Linked DNA regions of Homo sapiens: region 2 is linked to region 1. A link is a contact called in ENCODE Hi-C data. All regions are on one chromosome and are shown on one strand. The core of a region is the stretch at or near the end of the contact, and the rest is flanking DNA. Distances in the headings are between cores, read along the strand shown.

Evidence for each region. Hi-C counts contacts between places; a loop is a spot of excess contacts on that map. Pooled maps may share reads with other maps.
Region 2: a map with no recorded cell type shows a loop between it and region 1 (4-fold over the local background). The contact joins two enhancer-like sites. A Hi-C loop is called at or near these places in 6 of 37 single-sample maps with no recorded cell type and 5 of 50 pooled maps.

What each region holds. Positions count from the first base shown.
Region 1 is chr5:5,750,280-5,752,979 of GRCh38, forward strand. No RefSeq gene overlaps it. Among named protein-coding and RNA genes, the nearest start is that of ICE1, 330 kb to the left of the region's middle. RefSeq lists enhancers at 2,442-2,501, 2,652-2,700. Within about 2 kb of position 1,417, at least 3 of the 41 ENCODE cell types and tissues checked have a DNase peak (open chromatin) inside an H3K27ac peak, as active enhancers do.
Region 2 is chr5:6,820,882-6,823,581 of GRCh38, forward strand. The region is part of intron 1 of LINC02236 (long intergenic non-protein coding RNA 2236); the gene reads left to right. Among named protein-coding and RNA genes, the nearest start is that of MIR4278, 5.7 kb to the right of the region's middle. RefSeq lists an enhancer at 2,251-2,700. Within about 2 kb of position 1,317, at least 2 of the 41 ENCODE cell types and tissues checked have a DNase peak (open chromatin) inside an H3K27ac peak, as active enhancers do.

The sequences.
Region 1 (2,700 bases), core at 167-2,666:
GATTCTTTGCAATAAACTGTTTCCCAGGACAAAAGAGGGTGGGAGGGTTTCTTCAATTATCACTATTGTTCAGGATCACAAGGCTCAGGTAAAATTCAACATTGTCAAGGGAACAAAGGACCTAGAACCCTCATGCTAGTCCAAGCTGCAAGTATAATTCAATACTGAATCCTCACATGCAGGACCTAACTCTCATCCTACTTAAAATCATGACTGATCAGACAAACTCAAGTTGCATGAACTGGTCCTAGGGGTGGGAGAGGAATGGTGCACAGATGAAGAGGCAGGTAGGGTCAGACCCGAAGCAACGGGTGTGCTAGTCCCACTCTGTTGGGTCACCGAATCCCTCTTACAATACGGGTTTCATTGCAGAGCTTTCTGTAGATGAGTTTCTTGTATTGTTGCATAACAAGATCTTAAACCAGAAGGTGAAAAATCAGTTGTGACTGCAATAATGACTGCATTGCAAATCCAAGTAACTTTCATTACACAAATCTAAACTAATTCTGAATTTTCCGAAAGCAGAAGACTACGTTTTGTTATTTTACATTGGGAAAATTGTAATGTCCCCAGCCCGACAGAAATGCCCACTGATTCCTCCCAATATCATTAAAAAACATTTAAACTTATAAAGGAAAATTTGCAAAACATTTGTGCACGTTATAAAATGATCTTCAAGCCATCTACATAATTATTTAACAATTAATGAACTATTTGAGGCTTTGCTTGCAAAATACAATATCAGATAAAAATTATGTTTTGCTTTACACTGAAGGAACATACTGCTGCACCATGTAGATAAATCATAAGATAGTGTGTTAGTACTGTGCAATGGGTGCAGATAGCATTCACCAAGATAAGAAAAAAAGGCACCTCACATGATGTTATCCTACTGCTTGAAGAGTTCCTTGAGTGGGGCTGAGTATCGAAGTGGAGGAGATGGTCACAGGTATTTGCGTGGGGAGAAAGGCAGCAGGACTGAAAGGGCAGATCTGAGGGTTATTCATGTGCAAATCCAAAGATTTGCAGACTTTTAAAGTGTAGACAGAGGAAGAGGTTGAACAGAACTCAAAGATATACTCTAGTGATAAGAGTTTATGGTTCTTATTATAACCATAAACTCTTGTTTATGGTTGTGCCTGGAATTACCTTTTTTGAACGGGATGCTTCAATTTGTATTATGAATAATTATGCTATCTGCATGAACTAAATCTTTTAATTGATATACTTAATCCTTTAATGGATTTTTCTAGGCAGCGGTTAATTTTAATATTTAGTTAAGAAATTATCAGTCTTCTGTGGGTTAACTGTTTTTTTTTCTATCTCCTGGAAACTTTTATAAGTTTCTTTCTACCCCTGATATTCTTCAGTTTCATTATGACGTAACTAGATACAGACTTTGAAAGTTTACCCTGTTGCACATACACCCAGGAAACACCTGTGAAGTTATGTCTCTTTTTACTTCAGGGATATTCTAAGCCACTATCTCTTCAAATGTTGCCTGTTCACCATTCCATCTAACTCCAACTCCAGGTGAATGTCGGAGCTTCTCAATTTATCCTTACTCTTTTACGATCATTTTTATGTTTTCTTTGTTCTAAATTTCTCTGTAATTCAGGTTGAGTACTCTGGTGCTGTCTTTTGTTACAGGTATTTAGACAAGCATGAGCAGGCCAGGAAAGGGCCCTCCCTCATCCACTAGGAATGTCAGGTGATGGTTCGACAATGATCACTTTGCCTCTCTAAAAGTGATAAATTGTCAGCGTGTGCCAGGGAGAGGCCATTTACTGATACCCCACAGCTGTTGCAGTAAAGTGTTCATTGAATGCAGGCGCCTGGGAGAAGTAACTTCCTGGGCATGTGCATGAAGAGACAAAATGGCGGAGTATGACCCACTCGGGGCACTCCACAGGAAAAGGGAAGAAAGCCTCAGACCGGCATGTGCACAGCTTCTTAAACACACTGCCTGTGCTCACTTCCCAAGGCTAAGGAGGACACCGTGCATCTGGGAAATAATGCCCCCCCTGAGGGAAGAATCATGGGAAAGGGGCAAGCCTACAAAGTCCTGGGGTCAAGGTTAAACACTGCACCTGACCTCAGTGCCCACTTGGGACTCTTCCAAGCGTACTTTGTTTTCTTCCCTGTTCTAAAGCCTTTTTAAATAAACTTCCACTCCTGCTCTGAAACTTGTCCCGGTCTCCTCTTCTGCCTTATGCCCCTCAGTTGAATTCTTTCTTTTGAGGAGGCAAGAACTAAGGTTGCTGCAGAGCTCTACAGACTCACCGCCGGTTACTTGGATACCTTCCACTGGTAACATACTTGGGGCCATGAGACTTGGATATTTGCCACCACAACATTTTAATTCCCTAACACCTTATTCTTATTACACATTAATTACCCTGTTGAAATTTATTTTTTTATACTTTCTAACTGGCTCTTTAAATAGTCTCTTTCTACTTGGTTTGTGTTCGCTTTCTGTTCTATTGCTCTTATTTTGTCTCTTTGGATGCCACTCTCTCTTTTGGAAGACTGCTCTCTCACTTGCACTTTCTTTGGGATGAATGCTTTCTTTAGTGAGTTTGTGGAGCTCAGACTTCCATCACTGGGACTGTCTTTCTTCACGTGCTTTGGAATTTTAGTTTCCAGGCTTGTCTCAAGTTGTTTCATGTGTATGTTCACCTGTGCTTAATTTTCCCCTCC
Region 2 (2,700 bases), core at 67-2,566, 1.1 Mb after region 1:
TAGGTGGAAGTACCTGGGCTGTGAGCAGCGATGCATGAAAGAGAAAGGAAAAGCTCTGTGTATTCACGATTCTAAGAGCCTAGAGGAAAAGCTCTGTTGCTGATTCTTCCAAGAGCCTAGAGAGGTTGAACTTTAAATCAGACAGTTCCTAAGTGTGGCCTCTAGAGGTCGCCACCATCCCACGACAGCTTGGTGGTTGAGCGGTGGGTGATAAACGAGGAAGACTGTAGGGGCGCCTGTTCGCGTGTAAAGACTATAAGAAACTTCATTTGTTTTTGCATTCTGGAAATAATGTTCATATGCAGCAGTTTTAAAAATCGATGTTAGAGAATGCAGTTAAAATTCTCTCCTAAATTTAGTTATTTCTTAATAAAATCCAAATGTTTGCAGAAGTACATGTTAAACAAAACAGGAGGTGACTGTGTGATTTAAAAAATAATTCCCGTTAGGATTTCTTTAAATGTTAACCATTCTACTTCATTTCATCAATTTAGAATAATTTATTTATGGCAACATTTTAGAAGTAGACTTAATAAAGAAAAGTGTACCAGGATAGTTTAATCTGATTTAACTCAATATTAAGTTTCCTGAACTCTATAGACTATACACAGTCATATATAACCAGAACTATTCCTTGGGTGACTTCCCAGAGGCACATTTTGTTAATAGTCTTTTGGGCGATTTTCTTGCTCATCATGAAACCATAGTAGGTGCTAAAGTACTTCCTCGTTAATTTTTTGTTTTTCAAAATTTTCTGTAAAAATCATGGAGTTAAATAGAATATGCATACACACATTATTTATTTTAAAAGTATTTTGCTTTTTCCAAACAGTGGGAAACATTCAAAGTGTGTTTCTGGGGTAATAGCAGCTTTTTAGAAAGTTTTTAAGAACCTGAGAACTAAAGAGATGATGTTTTAGCATTTATTCACTTTGTCCCTCAAAGCACGGCAGAATTATTTAGAGCTGCTTGTTTGCCTCTTTTTAGACATCTCGTTAGGATTCAGACTGTTTCTTGCACAGGGGAGATCTCAGCCTGAGGAAAACATGATGTAGAATGCATTGGGAAGATTCCAGTAAGATCAAGGGGAGGGGGCTTGGAGATGGAAAATGGGCCAGGACTTTCCGCTGTGCCCCACTTCTGCCTTGCAACCCTGTCGTCAACACGGGGATGGTGACCACTATAAGCACAGCTGCATTTGCTTCAAGACATAAAATGCAGACTTCCCTGCTTGGTGTGAAGGTGCCACAGGCAAGCAGACTGACACAGGCTCTGGAGGGAAATCGTGCATCCTGTCTGTTGCACGCGAGGATGCGATGGCCACAGTGATGCTCCAACCCACGTCTGTTAAGTGGGAGCAGAGCCAGGAGCTGGGCGATGGAACCCATGGTTTCTGAAACAGGAGAGTTGCTGCTTCACAGCGTGGAGGTGCACAGTCCAGCCTCTCACAGTTGCCTTGGCTAGCAGCAGAGCAAGGGAGGATCAGGTGGATAGTGTGGTGATTACAAATGCAGCTCGATGCTTTCAGTTGTGGCACCAAATACATTCTAATATTTAAAAGGACCTGTGAATTGTAAGAGCTGGAAAACTAATCGAAGATGGACAGTGCACCCTGGTGACAGACTCATTCCCCTAGTCTGGTGTTGAGGACATACTATGCTGTTAGTGCTTACCATGTAGGAGGTCAACACACTGAAGGAAACTCAGCCACTTTCTCATTCATAACTGCACAATAATGGCCTCCATTATGCTTTTTGGAGGACCCCTTTTTTGGACCACAGCTAATCGGGCTTCCATCTGTCACCCAGGTGTCCCTTGGCCAGAGTCATTGCCCTCGAGGTTTCCCTCAGTGTGGCTGGCTCAGCTGGCTGCCTGCGTGGGCAGCTCCTATCACCTCTGCCAATTCTCCAGCTTGCTTTCTTCTGACTTTCTCAGTCACTGCTGAAAGTGGGTTTGCAAAGCAGTTTCTTCTTCCCCCACAGCGCCCTGTCCCACCAGGCTGGTATGAAACCCCGGCTGCCTTCCCTAGAAATCCCAGCAAACCAAACCAAACCTCTGTGAGGATCCCTGACGAGGCCCCGGTGAGGGAGGACCCGAGGCAGGACACACTCCACCGCCCGGCCGCTCCTCCTGTGCAGGCCCCTCACCCTCTACGCGCTGCTCCGAGTCCAAGGCTCCCAGTCAGCCGCCTCTGGGTGCCTTAGACCACCGAGGGTCCAGAGTGGGGGACCTGGGAACCTTTCCCCCGACTCTGCTCTGCCGATGTTTTCCGCCCACACGGCGGCAGCACCACTGTGTCCCCTGGGGAGACCTGCTGTTGTTCCGGCTTCCCCTCCCACAGGGCTGACCCGTGCACCTCTTCCATTTGCCTCTCCAGCCAGGGGTGGCTGTCGCTTTCTGCTGTTGCTCACCCTCCCTGTTTGCTGCTCGGCCCCCTCCGTCACGGGTGACCAATCCCCTGCACGGAGTTCTCTCTGTTGTTCAAGTGGCCCAGTTGTTTCCCTGGCCAGATCCTCAAGGACACAGTTGTCTCCTTCCTCCGCTGACTCTTTCATTTTCTTCTATTCCATTTTGTCCACGAATATTCCTCTGTCTTCCAGAAGTAGGTGATTCTGACACCTAAGCCTCGTGGCTGTTCCCATTCCTCTGAGGAATGCAGTCCTGACAGCATCCTTATCCCCCCGGGGATCAGTGCTTCCT